2 separate regions of the Mus musculus genome follow, and region 2 is linked to region 1. The links are chromatin loops, found by intact Hi-C in ENCODE. Cell type or tissue: heart. All regions are shown on one strand. Each heading gives the region's core, and the rest is flanking DNA. Links, peaks and the distances in the headings are about the cores only.

Region 1 (15,822 bases), core at 4,940-7,439:
CATTGTCCCGAGCCAGAGCTGCGGGGAGGAGGTTAGTGAAGGCTGCCGGGTGGACAAATGCTCTTTCTCCGGCTGGCCCTCCAATTGGATTTCCCCTGTCCTGGTTCCCCCCCTGCTCTGGCCGGATGTCGCTGGGGGCAGATGAACAGTTTTAGTGGCTTCTGTTGTTCCAGAAAGCCCTCATGGAGAAAGTGAGTGATCTGTCATGAACAAACGGGTCAGGGGCTCTTGAAGTTGTTGGGAGGCCCGTTCAGGAGAAGGCCAGGCTGAGCGCTATCGATAGACAGATCCTTGGTCTTTCACAGATCTTATCCTGAGAACCAGGCATCTCTTGCCTGATCCTCTGTGCTCTTTGTCTTTTATCTCTGGAGATTTCTTGGTGTCTTTAAACTCTCTCCTAGTCCCTCTCTCTAAGTCAGTCAGTCAGCCAGTCAGTCAGTCAGTCAGTCAGTCAGTCTGTCTGTCTGTCTCTCTTTGTGTCTCTCTGCCTCTGTCTCTCTGTGTGTCTGTGTGTCTGTGTGTCTGTCTGTCTGTCTGTCTGTCTCTCTCTCTCTCTCTCTCTCTTTCTCTCCATCACTGATAATTTCCTCAGTCCAATTCGAATGCTTTTCCACCAGAGGTCTGGGTTCTGAGATGAGTGGAAAACGGCAAATTGTGATTTACATCAGCCACCAAATATGGGAGAGGAGGAGACCCAAGTGTGTGAATGCAGGCAGGAGAGCAGCCCTGGCTATCGGGATGTGTCTTCCCAGAGCCCCACCCAGCCGGAGACACCCACAGCTGGGTCCATCTGCTTCATTCAGATGCAGTAGACTGCAGAAACCTCAGAGGCTCATGACGCTGAGTCCTTGGCCCTAGCTTCCAGCTTCCACCTTCCAACTTTCCAAGCTAGGGGCCATCAGAGTGAACTTTAGGCTTTCCACAAGCGTGTGTGGTTCTCCAGTTTTGGGTGCCAGGGCCCTCTGCTCTTAGCAGTTTTTTTTCTCCCAGCCTGCAGACTTCCAGTGTGAGATGCTTGGCTCTCCAGCCTTGGGAGCTTCCTGGTGCTCTTCGTTCTTCCAGCTGCAGTTCTTCCTCCTGGACCTCTGCACACTCACCTTGTGCTGTAGACTCCACAGACACTGCTCTTGGCACTTTCTGGAAGCCTTCGGCTGCCTCCTGAAGGACGAGTGAACTGAGGGCGTAGAGCCTCAGGGCTTTCTTTCTCCAGTTGTCTTGTAGCTGCTATTCCTGGGTGCCCGGAACTGGGAGCTCACTCTAAAGAAACAAGTGGACCACCAAGAAGAGGCCTTTACTGACCCTACACAGGGATAGGATTATATAGGAGAAGCCCCCTAGATTAATCTGTCTACACTGAGAAGTAGTCTGCTCGTCCGAAACAGGACGGGGTGGGGGGGGCGGCTATAATGTGGTCAGCAGTGGACTTGAATGTGCATAGCTCCCATTCACACTTCTCTTAAGACTCATTTAAGAGCCAGCTGGCAGGGCACGCCTTTAATCCCAAAACTTGGGAGGCAGAAGTGGAGCTCTGCAAGTTCAGGGCCAGCCTGGCCTACAGAGTTAGTTCCAGGACAGCGAGAGCTGTTATACAAACCCTTTTGCAAACAAACAAACAAAATAAAAAAACACAGAGAGACAGAAAGACAGACAGACAAAGACTCATTTAAGGACCAATCACAAGCCTGGCACTTCACCAGTCAGGCACTTCAGGTGGTTCTTTGTCAAGCTGCTCCTGTGAGCCGGGTCATCTGAGGTTCTACTGAGGCTTGCCTGGCCTGGACCGGAGTTTCCCAAGGTGCCTGGGGTGGTGGTGACTGAGGTAAGAGTTGTGTCTTGAGAAGCTGCTGTGACCATTCAAGGACATCCCCTAAGGCTCCCCTGAGGTCCTAGAGGTATGGAGGAATTGTTTGCATATCTTGAACAGCCACGGAGAAGAGGTCAGGGGGCTGCACTCTACATGGCTCTCAGGAGCCCTGGGTTGTGGGCCCCACAATCCCCAAACCTGTTATAAGCCCTACTTCTGAAATCTACCATCTCTTTGAAGGTCAGAGCCATGGCTGCAGATATGGCTCCTCCCTACCTCCTCTGGAGGCCTGGCTGACTCCGATCCTCCCTGCCATTCTGGTAGTAACAGTACAGTACAGCTTCACGAAGCCTTTCTCCGTGATGCTGCCCATCAGTCCCAGTGGTACCCACTGATGGTCCTGATGCTGTGCCTGGCCCTGATGCTGTGCCTGGCCCTGATGCTGTGCCTGGCTCTGATGCTGTGCCTGGCCCTGATGCTGTGCTTTGTCCTGATGCTGTGCCTGACCCACTGTGACCACCTGCTGGACCCTTTGCTCAGAGTCTCTAACTGCTCCTCTGGTTTTCATCTCCGTTGCTCATATCCCACCCCACAGTGTCCTGTCCTCTGCTGCCAGAAAGCTGACATGGGAGGAGACCAGGCCAAGAGAACCAGGTAAGATCACCGTTGGGTACCAAGATTTACCGTGTGCTTTTCCTTTTAGATTTAAGCTCTTTAGGTGTGGAACCCTCTCACTCCGATTCTTTCTTTACGTTTCATTTGAGGCACCGGACAAGGCTCTGTCTTCTTCCTTAGGATACCGCCACACTCCTACGAATGAGGACATCCTGTCCCCACAGATATGACCTGTTCCCCCTGCACCACTACCCCCCACAACCTGTATCTAAGGATCTCCTTCACTTTCGCCTTCACGACCCAGTCAAGGTGTCAAGTAGTTCATAGGATCTCGCTCTCAGTAGAGCTCAACGTTTGAAGCGTTTGTTAGAGAACGGATCAATGCTGAGCCGACCACTGACCCTTTACCACCACGGATTCACTTGGCTTTCAAAATCCAAGGCTGCAGGCTGGAGTCAGCTCTTCAGACTTGACTTACCCACCAGGGACAAAGCTCTCAATATTCCATATCCAAGCTGTGGTAGCTCCATAGCAGGTGGCGGCCCTTGGGGATCTCCTTTGTGTTACAGCCTCACCTGAGAATGGGGTGGGTACCACAGCACCCGTGGTTTACACCGGAGATGGATGAAGAAGGTCCTACAGGGAACTCTGAGTGGTAAAGTCCACGGACGGTTGTGGCAGAGAAGGAGCTATTTCGAGGTTCGTTCTACACGATGCTGCTCAGGGAAATGAGAGTAGCCATGGCCCTGCAGGGTACTCGGTGTTGGGGTCTCCTGACACTGACTTTGGTTGCATATTCTTGGGAAGAGGAGGCTAATGAGCCCTAACAGAAGACAAAGACACCACACACCCTCAACAGCATGCACAGAGTTGTCTTGTTGCTTAAATATTAGAATAGGGAGTGCCGATACCACCCCGCACTGCCACAAAGCTGTGGGTGCAACCCCCAGGGTCTACTCTACTCCATCGGTCCGAGAGTGTTTGGTGAAAATGTGGGCTGTGATAAGTGGATATTAACCCAGAAACTTAGACTACCCAAGATACAATTTGCAAAACACATGAAACTCAAGGAGAAGGAAGACCAAAGTGTGTATACTTCGTTCCTTCTTAGAATGGGGAACAAAATACCCATGAAAGGAGTTACAAAGACAAAGTTCGGAGCTAAGACAGAAGAAAGGACCATCCAGAGACTGCCTCACTCGGGGATCCATCCCGTATACAACCACCAAACCCAGACACTAATGCATATGCCAGCAAGATTTTGCTGACAGGACCCTGATATAGCTATCTCTTGTGAGGCTATGCCAGTGCCTGGCAAATACATAAGTGGATGCTCACAGTCATTTTTTTGTTGCTGTTGTTTTTATTTTGTTTTTGTTTGTTTGTTTGTTTGTTTTGAGACAGAGTTTCTCTGCATAGCTCTGGCTGTCCTGGAACTCACTCTGTAGACTAGGCTGGCCTCGAACTCAAAAATCCTCCTGCCTCTTCCTCCCAAGTGCTGAGATTAAAGGCATGTGCCACCACCGCCCGGCTGATCACAGTCATCTATTGGATGGAACACAGGGCCCCTAAAGAAAGAGCTAGAGAAAATACCCAAGGAGCTAAAGGGGTCGGCAACCCTATAGGAGTATCAACAATATGAACTAACCAGTACCTCCCAGAACTGTGTCTCTAGTTGCATGTAGCAGAGGATGGTCTAGTCAGCCATCAATGGGAGGAGAGGCCCTTGGACTTGTGAAGATCAGATGCCCCAGTACAGAGGAATGCCAGGGCCAGGAAGCGGGAGTGGGTGGGTTGGGAAGCAGGGTGGGGGGAGGGTATAGGGGACTTTCGGGATAGCATTTGAAATGTAAATGAAGAAAATATCTAATAATAATAATAATAATAATAATAATAATAATAATAATAATAATAATGATGATAGATAATGTGGGCTGGCGCTTAGAGAGCAATCCCCACCCCAGTGCCTATCTCTCCACTGCCCTCATTCCCACCCTCCCAGGTGGAGTTAGGTGTGTTCAGCATGGCACACCCAGGCGCCCACCCAACTGAGCAAACCTCAGGCGAGGGAAGCATACCCGGACCCACTGGCAGGCTATTTAAAATGCAATTTATTTCACCTGCTAAGTGTGTTTTGCCACACAGTGTTTCTATGCCCATTGCTGGTAACTTGTCCCAGACACCTCCCCAGGTTGCCATAACGGAGCATCATGCACAGGTTGTTGTAGTGCCAATAATGGGTGGTACAGCCCTCATTCCACTCTACCCTGCACTACCCTGAACATCTATCTACCCTCAGCAGTCTAAGGCCCTCTCCAGGTACCAGCATCTAGATTATGGTTTCTTCCCCAGGCTTCGGGGATGCACACACCCGGGTTGGGACCTCTGCACACAGCTTTGGAGGTGTACACACCCGGGTTGGGGCCTCTGCACACAGCTTTGGAGGTGTACACACCGGGGTTGGGGCCTCTGCACACAGCTTTGGAGGTGTACACACCCAGGTTGGGGGCTCTGCACACAGCTTTGGAGGTGTACACACCGGGGTTGGGGCCTCTGCACACAGCTTTGGAGGTGTACACACCCGGGTTGGGGCCTCTGCACACAGCTTTGGAGGTGTACACACCCGGGTTGGGGCCTCTGCACACAGCTTTGGAGGTGTACACACCCGGGTTGGGGCCTCTGCACACAGCTTTGGGGGTGTACACACCCGGGTTGGGGCCTCTGCACACAGCTTTGGAGGTGTACACACCCAGGTTGGGGGCTCTGCACACAGCTTTGGAGGTGTACACACCGGGGTTGGGGCCTCTGCACACAGCTTTGGAGGTGTACACACCCGGGTTGGGGCCTCTACACACAGCTTTGGAGGTGTACACACCCGGGTTGGGGCCTCTGCACACAGCTTTGGGGGTGCAGACACCTGGGTAGGGGCCTCTGCACTCAGTTTTGGGGGTACAGACACCTCAGTTAGGGCCTCTGCCTTGGGCTTTGGGGGTGCAGACACCTCAGTTAGGGCCTCTGCCCCGGGTTTTGGGGTTGCAGACACCTCAGTTAGGGCCTCTGCCCCGGGCTTTGGGGTGCAGACACATGGGTTAGGGCCTCTGTACCCGACTTTGGGGCCACAGACACAAAGGTTAGGGCCTCTGCACCAGACACAAAGGTTAGGACCTCTGCCCCGGACTTTGGGGGTGCAGATACCAGGGTTAGGGCATCTGCCCCGGGCTTTGGGGGTACAGACACCAGGGTTAGGGCCTCTGAAGCAGGCTTTTGGGGTGCAGACACCTGGGCATCTGCAGCAGGCTTTTGGGGCACAAACACCTGGGATAGGACCGCTGCACCAGGCTTTGGGGACACAGATAACTTGTTTAGGGCCTCTGAATCCAGTTCTTGGGGCACAGACTCCTGCGTTAGGGCATTTGCCTCGGGGCACAGACACCTGGGAGTCTGTGTTGAAGCTTTGGGGGCGCAGAGATACAGTCGGCATGCTTTTGTAGTTTCCCATGGTGTGAGTATGGTTTTGTTTTCTCCAGTTTGGGTCCTAGTTAGAACGGCTCTGCAAGTTCTGTGGATTCTTACTGTAAAGCAGGCAGGTGGCACCAAATGATCACAAATGGCTTTGCTGGGTCTGCAGTGATGCAACAGGCCGTGGATTTCCCACAGTTGTAAGAGATCTCAGTCCTAAGCCTGTGTGGTGCTTCTTTAAGTACAACACTGCCACCTCCTGGTGATACAGCACACTGCATCCTTTAGGGCAAACAAAGAGACAAGTACAAGTGTATTAAACAATGACGTTACTAAGAATAAATGAAAATAATAATGCCACATTTCCCATTCTTTTGACTGCGTGTACATGCGTGCTTCCGTGAGTGTGTATGTGCTTGTAATCCTGTGTGCCACGGTGTGCATGTGAATTTGATGGAGGTATCCTCCAGTTTTGCTCTTTGCTTTCCTCCTTGCTTGAGACAGAACCTCTTTTTTTTTCTTTTTTTGCTGTTGTCTATCACTCTGTATACAGCTGTAAGCTTCCACAAAGTCTCCTGTTTCTGCTCCCACCTCCTGCTTATGCAAGCTGAGTGGATTTGGACTCAGACCCTCAAACTTATGTGGCAAGTGAATGAGCCCTCTCCGCAGCCTTTCAGAATATTTTAGGTACATTTACTATTACGTAAGTATGTATGCAGAGTAAATGCTGGCCAATTAAATCATGAAGTGTATTTTTTCAACACAGTGCAGGTCATGGCAATGACGTGCACTCGGATGACACGTGTTTCTGTCCGTGATAATTCCATGATGTCCCCAGTGTGTGCCTGCTTCTGTGTAAGTCCCATGTTCTATGTTGATGGGCTGAGTCTGTGCAGCAAGGGCCCTATCGGTCTTGTAATCAACAGGGCTTTACACACTTTGGGAAATCCCAGCTATCATGCCAGAATTATTCACGACTAGTTAATTCATGGATTTGTGTCTAAGCATGCACCATGTAAAAGTTGGAAGACTGGGAAAGTCGGTGCTTGGGGGCTACATCTTCCTTCAGTTACTCAGTTCCACGCAAGCCTCTGGTTCAGGATCAGTCTCCTGGGTCAGGTCCTGTCCCCACCACACCATGGACCCAATTACTTTGTCCTACATGGTATGACTGACTCAGGGCAGTGGGCATTGTGGACATAGTGTGACTTCTGTGCTGTGAACACTTTCATGCCTCAGGACCCCAGGAATCCTGTTGAGTGTGTGATCCTGGAGGCCATACCCAATGTGGGACCCCTGTAATGGTTCCCACTCACAACTCCTTCCATACCAGATGTGGGACCCCTGCGATGGTTCCCACTCACAACTCCTTCCATACCAGATGTGGGACCCCTGTGATGGTTCCCACTCACAACTCCTTCCATACCAGATGTAGGACCCCTGCGATGGTTCCCACTCACAACTCCTTCCATACCCGATGTGGGACCCCTGCGATGGTTCCCACTCACAATTCCTTCCATACCAGATGTGGGACCCCTGCGATGGTTCCCACTCACAACTCCTTCCATACCAGATGTGGGACCCCTGCGATGGTTCCCATTCACAGCTCCCTTCTCTCCCAGTTCCCCGTGTGTGCTTACAGATGAGTTTTCAAATATAAGAATATCTTATGCAAAGGCATCATTTGACATCTATCACATCTACTAAGCATAAAACTGTAAGTTATTGTAACCAAATGGAGTCACTCATCTATTTAATAACTGTTTATTAATAGATATAACAAGGAGGTTATATATAATATATGATATATGAGATAATATAACATATAACATAGAATATATAATATAATTGATATAATATATAACATAGTATAACATATAATATATAATATATCTTTGATACTCGACTGGTGATCAGATCACAGGAAACCTCAAGTGGCAGAGGCAAGCGGTGAAGCAGGCACCATCACAGGCAAGTTCCTATATTAACTCAGCCTTCAGAAGGTTTATGTCACATGCCCAGCATGCTACCTGGCTCCTATGTGCCCTATCTATAAACCAGAGCATGCCCAGAAATACATCTACATCTTTCTTTCTGAATGATAACCTTAAATTGAGCATGCGCAGGAGTTCAACTCAGCATTAACTAAGCACGTTCAGGATGGGGCCCCCTCTCCACTGCATAGGTGTTGTTGGCTTGCCGAACAGCTCCAGGCACTTCCCCAGAGGAAGGCATTGGATGCTTTGGAAATGGTTGCCTGCCCTTCCCTTCCTGCTGCAGGTAATATATCTTTCTACTTCATTTCATGCTGGCATTTGCTTTGACTTTGTATTCACCAAGATGTAGAACCATTGCATTGGCTACAGAACCAGAATTTTGTCCAGAAAACCCTTTCAGGATGTTTATCCCCAAATGGCCCACTCAGCCTTGGGTGGCATTTCCCTTGATAGTCTGTGACCAAGGAAGATGGTTTCAAGATGCTAGACATAATTCATTTTGTTTATAGAAATTATCCCTTGCCCACAATCATGACTTTCTGGGGTATACCTGTTCCCACAATAGCCCATTCAGCTCTCAATATCAATGTCCTGAAGACTGTCTGTCTGTCTGAATGTCTCTGATTATTATTTAGGTCAAGAGCATCAAGTATGTTATCCTTGCCACTGGTGTATCTGTGCACCCTTTCCTTACGAGGACTCTGTCTGCAAACAGCAACCCATCCTGTCCTACACAGTACAGGGCCTAGGTGCATAAGAATACAGGAAAAGCCAAGGGAGTTGTTCACACCTTGGTCCAGTGAAGAGACATGTCTGTGGGTATCCTGGAGGCTAAACTTGGTAGACTTGGGTTTCCAGGAGCTGCAGGTGAGGGTGCTGCTGGTTCTGTGTGGGTCAGTTTCCACATCTGCAGTAATGGGAAGTTCTTTACCATCTTTAGAATCACTTTGTCTTTCTGGGTTTATACGAGACCCATGGCAGAGAGATGAGTAGATTTTACGAGCATGTCACATGAGCGGTGACATGATAAAAATGTATTCGTATTTAAGTAGCGCTAACAGGTATGGGTCAACTACTTCAGCACAGAATTCTGCTTCTGGGAAAGTCTAGAGACAGTGGGTTTCTTTGGTTGTTTCTTACCAGCAGGCTTGAGCTCACCCTCAATTTGTAGTTCATGGTGTTCTTAGCATGGCTCCGCAGAGGGCTGTGCCAACAGATCTTGGCTCCGTAGAGGGGTGCGTCAACAGGGCACGGGAATGTTGGGTTCAACAAAGAAGTCATCGCCCAGAACCTTCCTTCTATTAGAACCTGGAATTTATGTTTGTTCCCAGGGTCAGCACTGCATTCTTTCCCCATGGTTTCCAAGGCTTCGGAAGCCTTTGTTCCCACGTCTAGGTTCACGTAGAGCAAGGCTGTTCCATCTCGAAAGCCCCGTTGGCTTCTCACTGTCTCTCAGTGTCCTTGGGTGGACCTCCACAGCTCACGTGACTCCACACCCCACAGCTTCCTGACTCTGAAGTCCTGTCATGGGACAAACTCACATCAGATGCAGGGTGCTGAATGGGTTTTAAAGTGTGTATGGAGTCCTCCCTCTCCCGCAGATATCAGAGTGGTCATAGTACAAGTCTGGGCTCTTATCATCATAAAGGATACTTTATATGACAGGGCTAGGGACATCTCAGATTGAAGCGACTTTGGGACCCATTTGGGAGTGACAATCCAGGCCTGGGTGTTTGTAGATCATCTCTTACTGTAACAGGCCCCCAGAGCTTAGTACATCCTAAGACCTTAGGACATCTGATGTCATGTTAGAGACATTATCGTGACCTTAAAACTGGGTATGTAGGCCCCAATGCCTGCCAGAATGGGTACTAAGACCAAATCCACCAAAAACCTATGCCAGCCCATAGTACAGGACCTGGGAAAGTTCCTAAATATACCAACCTTGCTTTTTGGCATCTGTTGTTGTCTTCTTGCTAACCAAAGCTTGACAACCAGGATGTAATTTTTGTGCACGCTGACAAAGAACTGTAGGGCTCAGGGCTCCACGGTTTAGGTCTACTGGCCAGTGAAGAATTTCTATTGGCTTGAAGGGACCCTGTGTTCTTTGGAGGAGTTACCTCCTAATACTTAGCCTACACTCCCTATACCACCCTACATTCTTTGTGCCAGAAGAAAACAAGCTACTCATAATTAAAACCTCCTCTGCAGCTGGGATTAGCAAGTAGACAAACTAGGCAGCTCTCAACAGGAAAAATAAAAGGTTTCTAAGGTTTTTCTTGGTCTTGTTTGTACAGTCCTCTAAAAATCATAGAAACAGTGCTGCCTATCATGCCCCAGGATGTGTCAGACACAATTACTGTGACTTGCCAGCCCCGGGGTCAGGAGTAATGGAACTTTATTCCACATTAAAAAGGATTATGGGTAACAACACTCAAGTTCCAGACTTTTCTTTTTTTCTTTCTTTTGCACACTATTGTTGAGCTCTTCTTGAAAAGAGCTCACAGCCAGGAGAGTGCCCAGGGAAGAAAAGATTTCTGGTGGCTGGTGTGCCCTCTTGTGAACAAAGGTGATACTGCAGTAGTGGCCATTAAGAGGGAAGAGGGAGAGAAGGGCTCTTTGGGCTGTGCTAGGATCATTCATGATTTTTTGAAAATAATTTGCTCAATTGCTCGAAGTTAGTGAGTATGTCAGATCCTTGCTGGTGAGTGAAAACACTTGACAAAGCCCTAAGGGAGGGAGGGCTTGCTTGGGAGGATACACAGCTACAATTCGAGAGGATACATAGTTCTTAGTGGAGGGGAGGTTTGCATCAGCAGTAAGAAAACAGAGGGAGATGGCCGCTGTTGACCAGCCTGCTTTCTCCTCTTTATGCAGTCTGGAACCCCAGTCCATGGAATAGCACTCCCATATTTGTAGTGGGACACCCTACCTCAACTGAACCTTCCTGAAACACACACACAGAGACCTATCCAGAGGCATGCTTCTTAGTTGGCTCTCTACCAATCAATCTGACACGGTGAGCCACGGGTGTAAGGTTAGACACACATTCTTGGGTGTTTCTGCTGTGTAGGTCAACTGGTTGTGGTCAGGGTGGCAGATGTCTGGATCTCTGGGCATGCACTGGTTATTAACAGTCGATCTTTTTAGTCTCAGAGCGGCTCTGTTGTAGATGACCAACCCCCTAATTATGACTGATTCGGGGGCATGCGGGAGAGGAAGACCTGAGAAATCACTCATCTTTCCACTTCATACTCACCCGTTCTTTGGTGAGAAAGTTGTACCTGCATGTCATCCAGGGTCACCGATCTGGGAGGTGAGTGTCTGGCCACAATGCATCATGGGATGTCAACCCCATCCCTAACACACATACACTTTCTTGGCAGTATTGTTGTCTGTCTGTCTCACTTCCCCGTAGCCGGTGGGCTCCAGGTGTAGCAACAAATCAGCAGGCATTCATACAGGAGCTGCAGGGTCCCTGCACATCAATAACAGTTGCTCTGCACTAAGATAGGGAACAGGACTCCTTGAGCCCATATCTGAGAATGAGCCTGTCCCAGAGAAAGAACCCCTCAGGTATTAACTGGCTTCATTAGATGCCGAGTTAAGGGGGTGGCATATATTAATCTTCAGAGTGGCTTAACCCTAAGACAGGAATCTCCCGTCACGCTGACTTTCCTATTGGCTGGGAAGCCATGGTTCTTAGTTGTGACCAGAGAATATGGAGCAGTTGAGGCTGCGAAGGATCTGAGCTTCAGGCTTCTGTGCACCAGCAGCACCTTCCCAGGAAGCCAAGGGAAGCAGGCAAGGGCATTCTGGCTTTGTGAACCCGGAGTTTAGTGTTAGGCGGGGACTTCGAAGTGATTACAGCTGGTTATTTAGTTGTTCTTTAGAGATGTGGCCCATGGGGTTCAGGCTGGTCTTGAACTCTGTATGAACCTGAGGATGGTCTTGAACTCTTGATCCTCTTGCCTCCATTTTACAAGGGCTGAGAGGATGGCCCTGCCCCACCACTCCAGGCTCCAGATGCTCTTTATGTGGCTATTGGTGATTTACAATGTTTAAAAGACTGTCAACTTCCTATCCCTGTTGTTAACTGTATCTTGTCGAAGCTATATGGGCCCCTGAAAGATGCTCAGTCCACTGGGCTTACATGTGTGTACTGCTCACACTGGCTCAGACTGGCTCACACAGGCTCACACTGGCTCACACTGGCTCAGACTGGCTCACACAGGCTCACACTGGCTCACACTTGCTCAGACTGGCTCACACTGGCTCACACTGGCTCAGACTTGCTCATTCACCTTAGCCTCCTGAGCTAGAGTTCTGTCCCAACTCCACACTTGACCATGGCCTGGCTTTGTGCACCTCTTCCCTCTCTCCCAGGAGGCTCCATCACAAAGGTCTAGAAAACAGAAGTAATAGATTATCATTTAGATCCTTGCTCTGCATTAACAGCATTCCCTGGCTTTTTTACAAACCTCTCTGGACCATGGTGTCCACTCTCGCAGGTGAGGTGAAGGTAAGGGGCTACCCTTGGATCTCTGTAGTATGAGTTCTGCTCACTGCTGTGGTTCAGCTTGGGTTGGTCCTCAGCCTATCAGCTCTCTTTTAGCCCAGTGGGCACACTGTTTGCGTCCAGCCTGGCCAGGATAGGCAGGGCCAGCAGAATGGACTCTTGTGCCTAATGCCACTTTTACTTTATTGCAGCCACTGTTCTTGTAAACACGTGGCATGGCACATTGCTGCTAATCTTTGAGCCTCTGAGCATTTTCAGAATGGAATCCTTGTTGGCACAGCTTGTCCGAGCCTTTGCTACTGTTTCCTGGAGCCTGTCGTGGGCCAGGCAGCTGGCCACACAGTCCTGTGCAGCAAGCTTAGGCTCAGAGCATGACCATTCAGGACTGAGCCCTGAGCCTCTTGGGGATTAACCTAGGAGTGTCTAATCTGATTCCCACGGTGCCAATGAGGAAATCAAGGCCCAGGGCAGCTGAAGGGATTCTCAATAGGCATACAGCTCCAAGAATAGATCAGCAAACAGAACCAGCCCGAGCCTGTGCTCTTAATTCCAGCTTGGGGCTCTCCATCTAAACCTAGCTCCCTTCTGCCTTAGCATGTCTCACTGAATCCATTTTAGGAATGGACCCCCTGTGGGGCTAGGTATGGCTCAGTCAATAATGTACTCGCCACATAAGCATGAGGTCCCCCAGTTTGGCTCCTAGCACCTACATACAAGTCGGATGCTGTGGCACACTTCTGTGAGCCTAGTGTTAGGGCACGGAGACAGGCAGATCCCTGGAGTTCATTGGTTAGCCTGTGTGGCTGAATAAATGGACTCCAGGTTCAGTGAGAGACCCTGACTCAAAACACACACACACATATACACACACACACAACCCTACAAGGCGAAGAATGATTGACAAAGGTACTGAGGACCCCACCCCCATTTTCCAAGTGCACACAAACACACATGCACGCACACTTGCATGTAATAGCATGAGCATGTACATATGCCCTTGTCTGCAAGAAATAAATGCGAACGCCAGAGCCAGATGTTTCTAAAGGCTGTTGCCTGCCCATAGAACCCACACAGTAAAAGCCAAGCCTTTACATTTAATAGAAGATATACCTATTGACCCTGTACAGTGTGCCTGACATTGATGGATCTGTCAGAGCATGTCTGGCATGCGGGGTGTATATGCCAGGGTGATCTCCAGGCAATCCTGGCCACCTGGTGTAGACAGGTCGTCAGAGTGTGTGCTATCCTGGTGCTGAATTGCGGCTACTCTCCCATGTTAAAACGCTGCTGGGATATTTTGCTGCATCTCTGAGAGCTAGCTTGATGTATGAGTGTAAAGGTGTCCAGACAACTACACACACACTAAGCCGCCTGTGTTCCTCTCCATCACGCACTAGGCCTCATGTCCACTGTGGCTTCCTGTCTGCTAAGAACACTCTCCCCCTTGGCCTGCTGAAGACAGACCTTTGGAATCCTAGGGAAAGCTTTCTGCTGCTGCTTTGAGTACCGGGCTTCCTGCCGCTGTGGCCCGGGCACGTAGCTTGGGTTGAATACGCTGGAGCTGGTGCCAGAGGATTGCACACATGATACAAGGTACGCTGCTGAGATCCGTTGATGGGTTTCCTAGGATATGTTTTGATCTACAAAATATGGAAAACCTTTGGGCTCCGTGACAGAGACACTGAGTAATGCTGAACACCAAGTGCACAGGCGGGGAGAGTGACCTCAGGCTGTAGAAACCAAGCTTGTCTTAAAATGAAGACCGACCTACTAGGAAAAGCTGGGTGTGGTCTGAGCCATACCTCATCATTGTGCAAGAACCTGGGCCTTCCCATCCCACTTCCAGTGGGGGTAGAGCACATTTCTGGGTGTGCTGAAGGTAGCCTGTGTAGTTAGGAAAACCCTCACCCAAGATCTGAGGCATCACATGTCACACTGAAGCATTTGCCTTACTAGTTCCTGATAATAGTGGAGATAAGAATAAGAGAGCTGCCGGGCGTGGTGGCACACGCCTTTAATCCCAGCACTCGGGAGGCAGAGGCAGGTGGATTTCTGCGTTCAAGGACAGCCTGGTCTACAAATGAGTTCCAGGACAGCCAGGGCAACACAGAGAAACCCTGTCTCAAAAAATGAGAGAGAGAGAGAGAGAGAGAGAGAGAGAGAGAGAGAGAGAGAGAGAGAGAGAGAGAGAGAGAGAGAGACTGTATATCTGTACCAAAGCAAGTGTGTCTAGACCCTCATTTATTTTCTGTGGACTGTGCTTGACTGACTAGGAGAAAGGGGTCACATCCCACCAATGGCCACAGGGAAACACATGACATCCCATGGGGACTAAAGGCACTGATTCCCCTTCTCTCCCCAAGTCCTCGTGGGTAGTACAGAGGCAGAAAACAGAGGGAGATGGATGCTGGAGATGGAGACATAAAGAGGGTATGGATTTGGACTCTGGAACTTGAGGCAGTTTGTGCTGTGTAATCAGAATTTTCTCACTGCTGCTCTCAGTCCACATCTAAGGTCATCACCTTCTCTATGGATGATGTCTTAGTTTGGACGTTATTGCTGTGAAGAGACACCATGATCAAGGCAACTCTTATTAAGGAAAACATTTAGTTGGGGTTGACGTACAGTTTCGAAGGTTTAGTCCATTACCATTGTGGTGGTAAATATGGCAACATTCAGGCAGACATGGTGCTGGAGAAGGAGCAGAGAGTTCTACATCTTGATCCACAGGCAGCAGAACGAGACTGTGTACCACACTGAGCATAGCTTGAGCATATAAGACTTCAAAATCTAGAACATACAGTAACACACTTCCTCCAACAAGGCCACAACCATGCAACAAGGCCACACTTCCTAATAGTGCCACTCCCTGTGGTCCAAGCATTCAAACAAATGAGTCTTTGGTGGGGGGGCATTCCTATTCAGACCACCACAGATAGATTCTGTGTTGATGGTTCACATGCACGCTGTTATCATAGCTCTTAGCTATTCTAGTGGGCATGGGTAAAGGTGAATCCGTAGGTACCATACCCTTTCAGAGAAAGCCCTGTTGCACTGGGAGAGCTCTGATCCCAGCAGCTGCTGCTCGTGGCCTTGGAGAAAGTTTTCCAGACCCTAGCATCATTGCAGAGAGAAGAATATAGAGACCCAGGGACATTCCCACTCTCACATAGGGAAGATAGTAGGGCCTGTGTTCAGCTCTCCAGAATTCTTTCCCACCACCATAGGCTGCCTCCCTCTTGAGACGTCTCGACCCCCACAGGCTTTTCTGATCATAAACCGCTGTGAGGTTGTTGGATGGGTGGTTTCTATAGCACACCAGACAACCTTCTATTTTCTCAGGCGTGTCACCTGATAGTATGTCGCTTCCGGGTAACTTTCCTTCTCTTAGCGTCTCCTTGAGTTCCTGAGTTGAACAGTGGTTTTTA
Region 2 (15,822 bases), core at 6,511-9,010, 50 kb before region 1:
CCGTTCTGCTAAGAGTTTACACGTCACACTTTTAGACATTGTTTGGACATCTATTTCAGGACATGCCTTGGTGGCGTGTGCTGTCCCCCTCGGGGAGAGAGTGATGCAGAGAACTCTGGTGGTTTTCCTGTTGAGAGTAGAATCCAGGGCCCAATGCTTGTTTAACACCCCACCGTTTAACCAGGCTTTTGCCGCAAGAGCTGCAAACTGTAGTATGTGTGACTGACACAGATATCATCCGTGAAGACACTGCCTAAGGCCTGCAGACTCCCTAGGGCAGTGCAGTTTGCAGAAGCTGAGGCTCTGCCTGTAGCAGGATGTTTCTACCCGGGCAGAGGAGCAGACAGCTGTGCTAAGTTTCCTGGGCAGACCCAGGTTCAAAACATCCTCCCCAGGATGGCAGTGAGATAGCGTCACTCACGCCCAGGCTGAGCCTCAACTGAAGATCCTAATGCCTCAGCCCTAGTGCTGGGCTACCCCGGCGTCTGTTTTTTCTGATTCATGTATGAGCGGCTTCTCTGTGTTCCCAAGGCCCAGCCTGCCAGCTAGCCACAGGAGAGGCAGGAGGAGACCTGTGCAAGCATCTCCTCCCGTAGTTTCCTGGTAACTTCGGTTACTCTTACATCCACCTGTGAGTCACTGCTGTTGTAAGAACCTCCCTTCAAGCACAGAGCGAGCCCTACCAAGTCACAGGTACCATGGCAACTTCCTGGGATTTTTGTTACAGCTCTTGCCGGCACCAGTGACATCATTCAAGTTCCTAGAAAGTCCCAAGAACCTACGTAGACATGCTCCACAGGGCAGATCTGACGACTAGCAGTCCTCACCTCGTTGGTTCTGTGTCTAAACTAGCCCAGCTGAGTGTCACAGGATGCTCATCTAAGTCAGGGGCTGCTTTGTTGGTGATGGGAAACGCCCACCACATCCAGCACAGCACACTGGAGCCCAGCGGAACCCCAGCTGCCCTGTTTCATCAGGATGAAATCTTGCTTAAAGAAATATCCAAGAGCCAGAGTAGTGATTTGTTAGTTTTATACTGAGACATAGTAACACTATCTTAAGATGTTTTTCCCCAAATGGCAACATTATATCCTCCTCCTCCTCTTCCTCCTCTTCCTCACCATCATCACTGTTATTCATATTACTATAGTAAACTAAAACCAAAAGTGCTAGGGGATGCTCTCTGCAGCCTTCCTCTGAAAGCAACCAAGATAAGGTAGCATTCCCTGCCTGCTTTATTATGCCACACGCTGTAGAGAGGCTCAGTGCTGGAGATTTCCAAGGCTCAGCGAGTAGAGCATTCAGATCCAAGTACCAGTCCCCTCTGTGCAATATTTTAGCCCCAAAATAACTAGACACATTTATAGAGAGAAGCAAAACCTGCTTTTCTGGGAAAACGAGATTCATGCTGTTCCTGTTTTGTGGGCAGCCACAGCTGAGATGTGGGTGCAGCCCGGGATCTCAACCCGTGTTCACCCAGCTGGGGCGGGGGTGCTGCTGCTGGGGGGAGCCAGCTGCCTTCCTGCACAGACTGTGAGCCTACGGCTAAGCCTGGGTCGTGCAGGGTGGGGAGCACTGGGAGCCATTAGGGAGGAGGCCCTGAGGGCGAGGCATCCTCACAGCTGCTGCAGGGCTGAACAGGAAGGCTCATAGGCCAGGGCATCCTGGGTCTGGGGTCTCTAACCTGGCAGCCTGGGTCAGAATGCCTCCCAAAGGACAGGTCTGCCTCCTGCCAAGCATGAGGGCGGTTCCTATGCTGACTGTCACGTAGGGAGGAACTCTATTCTCTACATGTTATTTCTGTGAGTGTGTGTGTGTGTGTGTGTGTGCACGTGCAGGTGCTCACAAAGGCCAAAAAGGGTGTTAGACCCTCTGCAGCTGAAGTTACGGGCCCCTGTGAGCAACCAAACTTGGGAGCTTAGGAGGCAAACTTTGGTTGTCTGCAAGAGTGGTATGTGATCTTAATCCTTGAGCGTCTCTCCAGCCCCTTGCCATCTTTTCTCTTTCCCAGCTGCGTGTTAGCTTTCCTTCTTACCTTTGAGTGTGTGTGTGTGTGTGTGTGTGTGTGTGTGTTTAAAAATCTAATCTCAAAAAACTAATACCAGTCTAAAGCAATCTAAGTTTATGAACAGGCTGGTGTTCTGGGGTTCCAGTAGATGCTAACTTCCCAGCTGTTTTCCTAGAGCCATGGGGCACAGTTATGGCATCATTACTGGAGAAGCTTAACTGAAGGCTGCTTTCCTTGCTCTTGAGTTTCCACCATTTATGGTGCTTTTTACTAGACTCAGGTGGATAGAAGAAAAGGGATAAAGGGACAGACAGGATGAACAGCCAGGACAAGAATACAGCAACCCCGAAGTAGTCTTCAGCCACGGTCATCCTGTGACAGTTAACAGAGCAGCACCGGCCAGGGCTCCACCCATCCATCCCCGCATCCCTGTGACCTCTGAGGCATGCTCAGAAACTGTTTCGCAGGGAGGGAAGGAACAGGCCCTGGGCCTGTGTCCCTGCTTTCAAACAGGACACCAGACTTAGGGGATCCATGCCCAGGATCACAGAGCTGAACCAATGCTGCCCTGGTCCTTCATCCAGCACCAGTACATACTGCTGTGTACCTGCCAAGTACCATGTACCGTAGAGCAGACCCTGGCATTGTGCCCAGCCACGGGACAGTGTCGGGTGCTGTGGAGCTCTGGTGACTCCATTCTGCCCAGCCCTCAGCAGGCATGGTAAAGCCATGCCCAGGTCAGAACTGGCCTTGTAATGTCCAATCACTGTATCTGCCCTGAGTCTGTGTATATGGTTATGGTTGCAAAAAGCAAACCATAGGGCCTTGTCACCACTTCCATAAAGATAAGCAGAGTTCACAAGGAAGGCATGGGAAGGGATACAGAGAGTGTCATAGTGATGTGACTCCAGGAGGAACTGTAGTCCTCAGGTTGAAGTGTGGACCAAGTGATGACCAAGTGAGAGGGCAGAGCGGGTCTGACAGGGCCAGGAGGACCCCACAGTAGCAGGAACCTAGATCTCTCAGCCCAGTGTATGGGATCCAGGGCAAGAGGTCTGGGCTTCCTCCCAGCTTCCTGGTCTGCAGGCAGAGATGGGAACAGCCAAGTCTGCTGGAGCTAGCGCCTTGGTCCTTAAGGCCCTGATGCAGACGTCACATCGCCCACTTTCCATGTGATATTGAGCATCCAGAGACCCTAGATACCGACCAGGTGTTATGAAATGTGCTTTCTTGGAAGATGACCCTGCCACTCCATCAAGTGCTTGAGAAGGTTGCTGGGGACTGGAGACCCTGGAGCTGCAGCTGGCCACATGTGCTTCCGGGGAAGGCTGGGTAGGTGTGTGACATGGAGAGGAAGGAGGGACCCGCTGTTTGATCCTCCGGTTTCTTGCTCTGCTTTCTCAAGCCTCCCTGAAAGTCCTGTGACTCAGCTTCCGCAGGTTCCCTGGGGCAGTCACTGTTCCACCCTGAACTCAAATGACGGGCAGCCCTGATCAAGATTTGTGCCCCCAAATGCGCAGAGGACCATCTATCCCTGCAGACAGTTCTGCACCCTCCGAGAGCACAGGACAACGGGTGGGAAGGGAAGGCTCCTTCAGTTCAGCACTTACAGAAACCCGGTAATGCAAGGCAAACTGTCCTGCCTTGACCTCCACAGAGTAACTGCAATGAGGAAGTGATGCTAATTTCCAGAGCTGGGCAGGTATGAGCTTAGCTGTGTCATGAGAACAGTACACAGAGCAGTCTGACCCTCCGCTGACCCCACGTCCCTTGCTTGGACCAGGCATGAGATTCAGAGCCACCTCTTTCTCCAGTCCCTGGCACTGGATCACAGCCCCCCCCCTGCACCCCCACCAAGGCACCCCAGCTGCCTCAGGGGCAGGGTCCTGGGCAGGGGACGTGCATTCCTTGTGTCTGGATTACAAGCTCTACGTGGAAGGTCCCTGCTTCTTTGTGACCTGAGTTCAATCGCAGTGATCTACCCAATGTGCTAAGGCCAGAGTTACGCAGGAAGCAGAGGTGTCTGTCGATCCAGACTTCCTCCTCCAGTGATGCCTGACTGTGCAGGGTGTGTGTGGGTGGACGGGTGTGCATCTCAGAACCCTGAAGACCATGCCAGCACCGAGACTAGTGGGCAGCAGCCTTCTTCAGCATCCCAGGAAGTGTCCCTGTACCCAGCCTGAGCTCCAGAGTGAAGCAGACAGCCCCTGTGGGGGTGGCAGTGCCGGCCACAGAGTCCATTCTCCGTGCGAAGGCATCTAGGAAGACTGTCCCCAGGGCCGTCCAGTGAACATCAGACAGACCGTGCACAACATGAACCCACAGAGAGGAGTCTGGGGGCCAGGCCAGTGCTAGCGTCTCAGGGCACATAGAGGAAGCTGTGTGTTGGCATGGCAACAGCGTAAGTGAACACACAAAGAGGACTCAGGGGCCCGCCTCCTCCTCTGCCCACACAGAGTTGACTGTTATTACCTGAGATGCTGGGGTTGGGCTGAGTGGGTGTTGTCGGGTTGGACGGAGGAGAATTTGCTAAGCTATAGTCTTGAATACAGAATCCCTAAGGAATCTGGGACAACACTGGCAGATTAAAAAAATCAAACAAAACATCAACAACAACAAGAAAACCTAAAATTCAGCAAGGTCGGAGGTTACAAGATCAATATCCAAAAATCAATCTAGTTTGTGTGTGCCAGCATCAAGCAGCCTGAAAAACAGGCCGAGGAGACAAGGTTGGGAGACATCCCCATACAGCTCCTAACCTGGGTTCTGCCACCACAGACAAGCAAAGCCACTCCTACCCTGGAATCTTCCATTGAAATGAGATACAGTTAATGCAGGCTGTAGCTTAGCTCAGCCCAGCTCTTCTGGGAGCATCTGTGTGGGTGTGGGTTACTGCAACCTTGGCAAGCCTGTTGCCTCTGCGATTGATGGGTCATGTGCTGCGCACCCTTGTTCTCTTAGGACACAGAGCTATGTCTGTCCCCGTCTCTCCCCTCACCCCCACCCCTGAGCATTTTAAGTTGTTGAGATTTAGAGAGGCAAGATTGATGCTGACTGTGAATTACTTGACTTTCTGTGGTGCTGTTACGCCGCACCTTGGCTTGGCTTTGGCCTCTACACCCCCTCTGGTCTCAAGATGACCGTATAGCTGAGGTGTGCCAGCAAGGCCTTGTGCGGTAACGATGCCGTGAGGGTGCCCATTGGGGAATGAGTGCCCTGTGGGCAGGGCTGCTTGCTTCAGGCAGGGCTCAAGGGAAGCAACCCTAGGACTGTTACGTCTGAGGGAGAGCGGCAGGCTTTATCTGGATTGGAGAGAAGGACCTCCTCCCAGGTACCCACGGCTGTGCTGCTCAGTGGGCTGGGTCTCCTTAGGGATCTAAGCCAGCAGCCATTCGCCCTGTAGCCCCTTTCATGTTGTGTTGAGTTTGTTCTCTCAGCTTGTGAAGGTACCATGATAAAAGGCAAGTAGCGTTGGGTTCTGTGAGTGACTTGCCTGCTCGGGGAAGCCTCAAGAGCGTTGTGCCCACGGGTGCTATTCTGTGGCTGTGAACGGAGGCCACTGCTCTGACAGTCACGGGTTTGATCTCTACCCAGACCCCATGATCCCCAGGAGTGACTCAGCCTAGCCCCGCCGTGTGGCATCTTTGCCCTCAGCACTGTTGTAGACTCTGGCTGTACCCCTCGATACCCTGTGTGACCTCATTTCCTCCATTCCCCCAGAATCAGCTGGAGGCCCACCAAGATGAAGGGATGGTCATCTCCCACATGGCTGTGGCTGGCGTTGGCATCTGGATTGCCTTCACCTCGGGGTCCACCCTCCGCCTCTTCCACACAGAGACCTTGAAGCACCTGCAGGATGTCAACATTGATGCCCCTGTGCATAGCATGCTGCCAGGTACTGCCCCCAGGAAGGCAGGGTTCTAATGTCCTTGTCCCTCATACAGCCTGCAACCGGGTCCCTCAGAAGGAAGGGGAAAGGGCAGCAGATGTTCAAGGGACATCAGCTGCTAAGGCACACATAGCCAATGTGGACCATAGCCCCTGGGTGTTCACATGTGCCCTGTGTGTATAGGCGCACAGCTACTGTGTGTAGTACTTGGCATGGCTTCATGTGTGAGCATGTATATGAACATGTAGCCTGTAAAGACAGGTATACATCCTGTCTACAAATATAATGAAGACTGCATTAATGGCCACAGTGGACCACATAGTGGCACCAGAGGCAAGACCGGGAAAAATAAATCGTCCTAAATATATCCATGGCCAATAGGAATCACTGAAAACTTTGAACAGGGAGAGGAGAGAGGCCATGCCAGGGTGGATTTGGGGAGGATGGTCTTGTAGGGAGAGGCTCAAGTGCATCTTGCTGGCCCTTTGTCCACAGGGTTCTGCCTAACAGGCTGCAGGGGGAGCGTGGGAGAAAGATGGGAACAGTGAGCACAGTAATGGGCGGAGTTAGAAAGTAAGTGATGGGCGTGGGGGCGTGGCCACTTGTCAACTCATGTGTTGGATAGCGTTTGCTAAGCCATTCCAGGCGCCTTGGAAAAGCATAACAACAACTCAGGGGTCATGATGCCGACATGAGGAGTGATGGGGAGGCAGAGAGGCAAGACAGGTGCCAACTGATAAGATCTGCTGAGACCTGAGGACACAAGGCATCTAGGGCTGCTGACCAGCATTTCCCTGTGGGATTGGCCGCTGACCGTTTTTTTTTTTTTTTTTTAGATAATTGTAGGCTATTTTATTTCGTTAGGAATATGGAGGGTTTTTTTTTTAAATACATGTTATTTTTAGAAAACAAAAGTGATTCAGCATCAAGGCTGCCCCCCGCCCCCAGCATGCTTCTGTGGATCATCTGGACAGGTGTTTGCTGTTGGCATCTGTCCTCGCCCTTAGACAGAAACCGTGTCAGAGTCACCAGCCGCCAGCACATGCTTGCATCCGGCCAGAGAATGCCCTGCACTCTCTATTGACATGGGAAGGGACAGGAGTTAGATTGTTCTGGGGCCCAGATCCTGACTCTGGTGCCCTGTGGCCTCCAGGGAAGCAGCTGTGGTTGCCATGGTTCCTGGAATCCTGAGAACCAACCACAGGAATGTGTGGGGTCACACAGTGCCTCCATCTGAGGGCAGGGGAAGGGGTGGGTGGGTGAGGGTGGGGGCTGCCTTGTGTTCATCTGCCTGCAGTTTCTGTCAGAGACTGGGAGAAGGAGGCATTGGCCAGTGAGTGAAGTGTGTGTGTGTGTGTGTGTGTGTGTGTGTGTGTGTGTGTGAGTGTGTGTGTGTTTATGAAAATAATCCTCGTACATGATACAGTGCAATGGAACAGCAAGACCATCAGGTGAACAGTGAGGCAGCTGTGAGGCTCTCCATCTTGCCGACCCTCTGTTAACTGGTGTTTCCCATGACCTCGGTGTGTACCTAATTTAAAAAAAATGACCTGTGGGCTGCTCTCCTCTGTCCGGCTTCCGAGCAGATCCACTGGCAATCCTTGCTACTGACTCAGGCCAGCAGGGTGCGTACGAACGTGCGAGGGCACACTTGCCCACTTCCTCTCCCCTGCCTGGTACTGACCCGGTGTGGGTACAGGCTCCTCCCTCCCAGGCAGGCAGCCAGTGCTGACTGGGAAACACTGACTAACCGGCCGGCTCGGGTGTGCAGTGTTCTGTCTGTAGCTGAGGTGCACTGCAGGGCACTCTTGTGTTTCTTTCCGCTCGCCTGTAGCCATGGCTGCCCCTCCTCAGCCTCCTGCTCTGCTTCCAGTTGGCCAAGCATTGACTGTTCCCAACCTTCCCTACAAAGCCTGGCCCTCCTTGGCACCACCAGATTCATGGGACTGTTTTCCATTTTCCAGAGGCCCACCCACCTCACCGATCAAAGGGCATGCCAGAGTCTCTTGAAAGTGTTATGGTTTGAATATAGCACTGCCCCTTGACAGCCTGTGGGTTTAAGGTTAGGGACAGTTGGACCATGAGGGCTCTGGCCTAATCCAACGGTGGCTTCATACTTCAATGGTGTTGAGAGGTAGAGGAAACTAGGAAATGGGGTGTAGTTAGAGGAGGCGTGTTGCTGGAGGAATGCCTTGGACACATGCCCCCCACCCCACTCCTCCACACAGCTCCTAACCTTTCTCAGCTATCATGAGATGAACAGCTTTCCTCCACACACCCTTCTGTCATATGCTGGCTTGCCAGCAGCATAGAAGCCATGGAACTACTGAAAGCATGGGCCGGAGTCATTTGTCCTTTTAAGTTGCTAATGTCAGGTATTTGGTCACAGCCGTGGACGATGGACTGATAGAAGTCATGTTGGACACAGCAGGGGTGGGGGAGACCCTCTGTCACAGATTTTGATCTGCTTCTGTGTAGCTCGTTGTGCTTCTTATTCGTGTGTGGGTGGGACAGACAGGTGTGTCAGACCAGAATGGACTGGGAAGCCTGGGGCTGAAGGGAAGACATTCTGCAGTGTCTTGTGCCAGCTATTAAGTGGCTTCCACTCCACCTTTGGGAGGCCTTATCAGGCTCTCAGCCTCCAGTGTTCTTCCAGTGGTCTTGTGGAGCTATCCCCAGCCTGGCCACTAGGGAAGACTAACCCAGTCGAACTCTGCCTGAACGAGAACCCCCGTTCTGTCTCCCATGTCCAACAGTAGTTCCTAGCATCCCAGAACATGCCTGGTGGGCTGTCTGATCTCTGGCACACACACACACACACACACACACACACACACACACACACACACACACACACACAAACGCTGTGGTTTAGATAGAATAAAGACAGTGTTTCAGAGCAGTGTTCACCGCAGCCTGAGTGTTTGAGCCACTAATGTACTACTGCGCGCAGAAAGTGCCCACGCAGGCGTGTGTGGAAACAGCACAGGCAAGCGTCTTTTCATGTCATTGTAAAAACCCAACTGGGTCCTGCTGATGGAGACACACTGAGCCAAAAAGAACAAAATTTCGAGAAAAAAAAAAGATGCTGTAACCATCAGAACTTAATCAGAGCACTCTCCTCTAAGACCACCCTGTGGACCACATGAATTGGGGTCTCAGAAGGTCGCCTTCCCCTTCCTCGTAGAATTCAGTTCTGAGGCCGTTCGGCACAGGCTCCTAACGTAAACCACCACACTGTGCACTCTCGGCCCAGCAGTAGACCTTAGCCAGGGGCAGGCGTGGGACTCAGCGAGCAAAGAAACAGAAGGTGTGGCTGCAGTGTGGGAAGGCCCCAGGCAGCCCCGGGGTTGCTGCACAGGTGTTTCCTGTCCTGTCCTCTGAACTCAGAGCAAGCAGAGAGGGGTGACAGAGGTGCTGGGCCACACTCAACCTCCTGTGTCCCCGTGGAGCGGATACAGCGTCCAGAAGTGATGCAGTCAAGTCAAAGGGCCAAGTTTCCTATTAAAAAAAAAAAATGAGTGTGAGTCTTCTAAGTGCCACGGCCCTAGTCATCAGGGGGCTGTGAGTTATCTTGTGCTCATGGCTATGTGTGGATGGGGGACTGTGAGTTAGCTTGTGCTCATGGCTATGTGTGGATGGGGGCTGTGAGTTAGCTTGTGCTCATGGCTATGTGTGGATGGGGGCTGTGAGTTAGTTTGTGCTCATGGCTATGTGTGGATGGGGGCTGTGAGTTAGCTTGTGCTCATGGCTATGTGTGGATGGGGACTGGATGGGGGCTGTGAGTTAGCTTGTGCTCGTGGCTATGTGTGGATGGGGGCTGTGAGTTAGCTTGTGCTCATGGCTATGTGTGGATGGGGGCTGTGAGTTAGCTTGTGCTCATGGCTATGTGTGGATGGGGGCTGTGAGTTAGCTTGTGCTCGTGGCTATGTGTGAATGGGGACTGGATGGGGGCTGTGAGTTAGCTTGTGCTCGTGGCTGTGTGTGAATGGGGAACTGGATGCAGGCACACACACAGCTGGCACTTGGGCAGCATCTCTCTGGGCAGCTGGGGGGTGACCCGGGCAGCCAATGGCCAGTTCCTGGAACAAGTTTGTATTTAGTCCCTAAATAAAAAATAGGAAATAGCAGCATCTGGGGCTCACTTGCTTTCTTCCTATTATTAAGGCCCTTTTTTTCTTAACGACATGGGGCAGTGTTTGGGGATCGTGTGTGAGGCCCTGTTACATCGCCCCTAGGCACCCTTTATCTCTGCATCCATGCAGGGTTTCTGTCTCCCAGCTTCCTGCCCTTCCCCTCTAGGTCTCATCCCACTGTAAGACACTACCATGTTAGTCTCTTCATTCTCCTGGGGAAACACACTTCCGACAGAAGGGGCAGCTTTGAAAAGGCAATGGAACACTTCCCAGATTCCTACTATACTTAAGATAATGTAGGTGTAAAAGTGAAATTTCTCTGAAAAAAATACACACACACACACACACACTGTTTACATGTGGGAGAATCGAAGAGAGAATGAAGGATACAAGATATATTTCTGGATGAACAGAAATATCTAGCGACTCTTTCATCCTTCGTGCTTTGATGATAAGTCATTTTTAGAAGCTACCAAATGAGATGACATTACACACATGAGAAGCCCGGTTTACCTGTTAATTGTCTTTGAAGTGAGATTGTTCACAGCAAAAGTATTTCACAGGCATCTCTAAAAGCCCAGATGAACACTCTAAAAGCCATGAATTCAAAAATTCTTCCTTGTAGAAAAAGTAAAGGAAAGTATGTCTCCCAACGCAAAACCTTTTAGGAGTCAGAAGAGCGCAACCGTGGCAGGCTGTGATTTGTGGAGCTTTGCGTGCAGTTGATTGGCAGCCTGGGTCCGTGGGCGTGGCTGGTCCTCAGGCCCCTGCGCAGAGCACAGCTGAGACCTTGGGGTGAGGATGTATCTATCCTCCGAGGTTCCTAAATCTGTCTTAAAAAGGAAGTGCCCACAGACTCACTGGAACTTTCCATCCTCCCATCTGTTTTCCTGGCTCAAGGCAGGGCGACAGGTGGAGGAAGTGGCTCCAGTATGTTGGGGTCGACTCACACAGCAGTCAGCAGTAATGGCGCGGAGCGGCTCTGGAACTTCTCAACAGCTCTTGAAAGGCAAATCAGCTGCTCACAGAGTTCCAGGCCACTGTGGGATCAACTGCGGTGCATCCGTAAGGTGCACGCCATTACAGATAAGACAGACATCTAGAATCGCAGGGATTAAATACCGCGAGCTTCTGGAAACTTGTACAGATCACTGTTACGAAGTTTTTTTGTTGTTTGGGTTTTTGTTTGTTTTTAAAAAGCCTTTTCTTTTTAAAACATCTGTTTTGAAGTCTAAGCATTTCATAAAAGTGGCCTCTGAAGACACGAAGTCCACTTGGGCCCCAGTGTTTGCCTGTCCTTAGCGTGAACTTTGTGTCAGAGGCAGATATAGCAAAAATAACCTTTGTTCTACAGAAAACGAGTCAAAGGGCGCTCCCTGAGCAAACTCCGTGCCTCCCTCTGTGCTGGTTGGCTTTGGGCCCAACCCCAGGACCAGTCTTAAGACTCTTTGAACCCAGTGTCACTTTCCATGGCCGCAGAGTGCCCTTGCAGGCTTCCTGATACTCTGGAGCTGGAGAGACTGAAGATAACCCCCCCCCCCGCACCCCCCCCCCCACACACACACACACATTCACCAGGCAGTGACACCCACTCCTCCCAAGGCCCCCTGCTGGCCTGCTGGCCTGGTTACAGAGCAGGCTGCCAGAACAGCCCAGGCGTCCCAGAGACTACTAGCAACGTGATTTCGGGCATACTTGAAGTGAAAGTCTGGAAGCCCCGCAGACAGTGCCTCTTGATTGCACTGTGCTGCCTCTGTGTGTGTGTGTGTGTGTGTGTGTGTGCTGTAAGAGACATGTGTGTGCACACGAGAGGGGGGGGGGTGGGGAAGGAGGCCCTTGCAACTGTGTGGAAGCAGATGATTTCGATAGCTCTGGGTTGGTTCACCTCGAGCAAGGCTGGTCTGAAAACAGACTGGAGACCTGCCTGTGTGATGGCTGCTATCCAGTTGAGGTGCACTGACAGAACCCCCCAAGGACCTTGTCTTTCTCTTCTGGTTGAGGAAGGCTCAGCACAGGTGTGAGCATCCTAACAGCTTACCCTGCCACAAGGCTTAGGAGACTAGAGAGACTGGCCTTGATGTTGGGAACATTCCCCAGCCTCACGCCCACCCCCTGCTTCCCACCCAGCACTGCCGCCTGAGCGGGCATCAGACACTTTCTTTCTCTCTCTGACCCAGGGCACCAGCGTCTATCTGTGACCAGCCTGCTCGTCTGCCACGGCTTGCTCATGGTCGGTACCAGCCTGGGTGTCGTGGTGGCCCTGCCAGTCCCTCGGCTTCAGGGTATCCCCAAAGTGACAGGTAAGTGGACCCAGCGGTGTGCCTGCCTCTCCTCAGAGCAGCTAGGAGGAGAGGCAGCTGCTGTCCTGTCATCTTTAGAGAACTGTAGGGTACTTAGCAGAGACATAACTTGCTCATTTGCATGTTCTCTTTATACTTCTGCTTTTCTTGTCATTGTTGGTAGTCCCCAGAGAACTGATCCTGAACACTCTCCTACCCATCAGTTCCCTTCAGAGCACAGGGGTTTGCTCAGTGGAAATGGAGCCCTTCTTCTTGGGTGTAGAGAAGGAGGCTGGGTACACAACCCCTCCCCTGAGTTTTGCTTCTGGCAATCCCAGTTCACACTGGACGGCAGGTTTGGAAAGCAGCCCAACTTCATGGGTCTTGGGGTTTCTACTCCAGGATGCTATTCAGGCAAGCCCCCCCCCCCCCGGCCAGGAACAAAGCATGATGGGAAGACTTCAGTAGCATGGAAGAGATAGCCTGCATGATCAAATGAGAGGTGGGGAAATGTTTAGGAAGTGGTTGCCTTAGTTGAAGAGACCATGGTTGAGAGCTGTTACAGCCCCGCCCCCATCCCTTCCTCCCTCACCCCATCTTTCATCTTCAATGCTAAGGGTTAAATCCGGGGCCTCACATGACAGGCATTCACACCTGGCACCCAGCTACCTGCCCCAACACACGCTCACTCCTTGTAAAAGTTTCCGTTTTGTTAGGAGGTAAAGTTTCAATCGTGGAGTGTATGCTAACCAACAGAGAAACTGGGGCATCCTTTGTATGTTTGAGGCCCCAGTCAGCCTTCTCAATTCACTTCTCCCTCTGTCGCCACTGATCCTTTCTTCAGTTGTATTCTCCAAGTTGAACCTCACATTACTCTGCACCCCCAAAACATGGCGGAGATCAGTGACATAGGGAGGCGGCTCTCCTGCCAGTGGCCAGGAGGAGCCCACCAGGTGTCTCCGACAGCTGGGTCACACCACAGGGAGACTGAAGTCCTGATTTTTCACACTCTGGAAACTTTTGCAATAGAAATTGCCAGGAGCTTCTGATAGTGTAGACATTGAGTTCCTAACACTGGACCACTTCAGTGTTTGGCTTCTTAAGACGTAGGGAAATAAGATGCATTTGCACAGAGCAAGTGAGGAAGCGTTTGATGCCCAAAGCTAAAAACTTCTTATGATGTTATTTCAGGGGTGTGAGTATAAGAAAATGTAATCTAAATTTTGGAAAATCACTTTTATGTATGTTTGTATTCTGTCTGTCTGTCTGTCTGTCTGTCTGTCTCTCTCTCTCTCTCTCTCTGTGTGTGTGTGTTTATGTATGACATATGAGTGCAGTGCACATGGATGAGAGCCTAAGATTCCCTGGGTTTGTAGTTTCAGGCAGGTGCGAGCTGCCCGGTATGGGTGTCAGGACCCCACACCTCGCTCCCTCCCCCCCCCCTTGTCTTCTTTGAGAACACTAAGCTTTCTTACCCATGGAGCCATCAGTTTAAGGCTTTGGGTAACTACGTCCACCACAGTGACGTGATCTAGGGCGTTTCTGCTTTAATCACCCTGTGTTAGTGCCGCCTGCCAAGCTTCTGTCTAGGTAGGAGCTATGGGGTTAGATCTGGCACTTTGATACCCTATGCTGCATGCCTGTTATTAAAGATCTTTGTTGAATTGTCCCCCAGGGCGAGGCATGGTCTCCTACCATGCGCATAACGGGCCCGTTAAGTTCATCGTCTCAGCCACGGCGTTTCAAAACAAGGACAGAGCCAGGGACAGCCCACGTTCCGGTTCTGAGCTTCAGGATGAAGACCCCAAGGACTTGCTCTGCAGCGAGGAAGGTCCTTCCTGCCCGGGCCAGCCTGACACCTACACATCCGTTTGGTTGGGAGACTCCCTAGGATTGCCAACTCAAAAGAATGATCTGTCTTCGTCCTCGGGGTCACTGAACCTGTCCCATGGCTCCAGTTCCCTAGAGCACAGATCTGTGGACAGCAGTCTGTGTGACCTGCTGAGGGACCCCAGTGCCTCCCCAAGGAGCAGACCACAGGGCTCTAGGCGAGCAAGAGCCAGTTCAGCGCTGGTGGTATGTGGGGGCCAGGGCCACCGGCGGGTGCACAGGAAGGCCAGGCAGCCTTCTCAGGAGGACCTGGTTTCTTCAGTGATGGTGTGGCAGATCCCCCTGCTGGGCATGTAGGTCAGGAGGCTGCTGCCTGGCATAAGGTGGCAATCAAGGACAACTCTCAGCCGGATGCAGGGCCAGCTGACAGAGGCTGCATCCACACCACCGGGACCAACTGGAAGCAGAGTTTGGAAAAGAAATATTCTGTGGTCACTCTGCTCTCCTGCCTTCCTCCCATCGCACAACGGAGCCCAGCTGTGCCAGGGAAGCAGGGGAGCGCCCTGGCTGTGGGGTCACTGGACCACAGTCCAGGATAATGCTACAGTCTGCCCCATCATTCACCTGATACATAAAGTGAGCTGGCTGTGTGGGCTCCAGTCCCATCTCAGAGAGCTGACAGGGAAACAACATAGCACCTAGTAGCATAGGAGGTCATTAACAACCCTTAAAATCATTCTACTTGACTCAGACTCACTACTGTTATTTATATTCTCTATATTTTTTTAATCCCAGAATACAGATTGTAACAATTTAGAAAGCCAGGTAACACACCCCAGTCCAGTCAGCTTGCCCTTTTTGGAAGGAGTGACCAAGGCTTTCCAAAGTAGACTGTTGTGTGTACTGTGCCCTTTAACAAATAGTGTTTTTATATTGCATTTTTTTTCTATTAAAAATCAACAGTTAACATTTTAGTCAATGTACTCTCTGTAGCATTTCACACATAATCTTTACTTGAAGCCAAAATGTTCAGTACCTGTCAACATTGAACTCCAGCTTCCACGCCAAATCATACTTGCCTTCTCATACTAAGTGACATTAATGTCTGCGTGGGGCATGTGCCGGCCCAGTCATGCAGGGATGGTGCTAGATGTGTCTCTGGTCTTCTGTGCACCTGCTGTCAGAGAGCCATCCACACAGTTGGACACTCCTTCTGAGTGGTCCATGATGCTGATCAGTCAGCCGCTGCCCGCCCCTGCACCTGCCTGCCATCCCTGTACCACCCTCCCCCCCCTTCCCAAAGAACACACAGGGTCACGTGGGACACTTGAACGTCAAGGGGCATGAGTAACCCATAGACTCTGTTTGCTCCAGCTGTATTACACATCAGTGTTTCACTTACTGGATGGATTAAAAAAAAGTTGTTTTTTTTAAATTTAATGCAGATATTATTCACCAGGAACAACTTCTCAGCACTTTACAAAGGACTAAAATGCTAACTTTTAACTTAGCCAAATATTTTTCTAAATTGCACATATACCCAAGCTTTTTCAAACTGTTAGCTGCTATCTTATTTGATAAAATAAAAGACTTTCTATTTTAGAATACAGTATTTCAAGTTGCTTTTTTTCCCCCTGTAAAATACGAAAGGAAGGAAGCAGCCCTCTTCTCTGAGTCCCC

The links. Peaks named below come from ENCODE experiments on the same cell type or tissue, not always from the same donor. Only the 100,000 strongest peaks of a DNase experiment are listed, where the experiment ranks them.
Region 2: it touches region 1 in a loop (4-fold over the local background); 7 of 42 quality-filtered maps call a loop at or near these places.

The regions. Positions count from the first base shown.
Region 1 is chr8:15,036,934-15,052,755 of GRCm38, forward strand. It overlaps BB014433 (expressed sequence BB014433), which reads right to left and starts at 9,145. Exons shown (of 2, transcript NR_037972.1): 1 at 9,034-9,145; 2 at 4,513-6,160. It overlaps Gm35340 (a long non-coding RNA gene), which reads left to right. Exons shown (of 3, transcript XR_003947518.1): 1 at 1-31; 2 at 991-2,458; 3 at 2,569-3,763. In heart, for the core only: no CTCF peak of the experiment used is centred there; DNase peaks (open chromatin) are centred at 5,638 and 6,088.
Region 2 is chr8:14,985,332-15,001,153 of GRCm38, forward strand. It overlaps Arhgef10 (Rho guanine nucleotide exchange factor (GEF) 10), which reads left to right. Exons shown (of 29, transcript NM_172751.3): 27 at 5,729-5,903; 28 at 12,211-12,333; 29 at 13,988-15,754. The coding sequence ends at 14,499. It overlaps Gm35149 (a long non-coding RNA gene), which reads right to left and starts at 11,233. Exons shown (of 2, transcript XR_001778521.2): 1 at 10,547-11,233; 2 at 8,803-9,398. In heart, for the core only: CTCF peaks have their summits at 7,517 and 8,577; a DNase peak (open chromatin) is centred at 7,600; H3K27ac peaks cover 704 bases.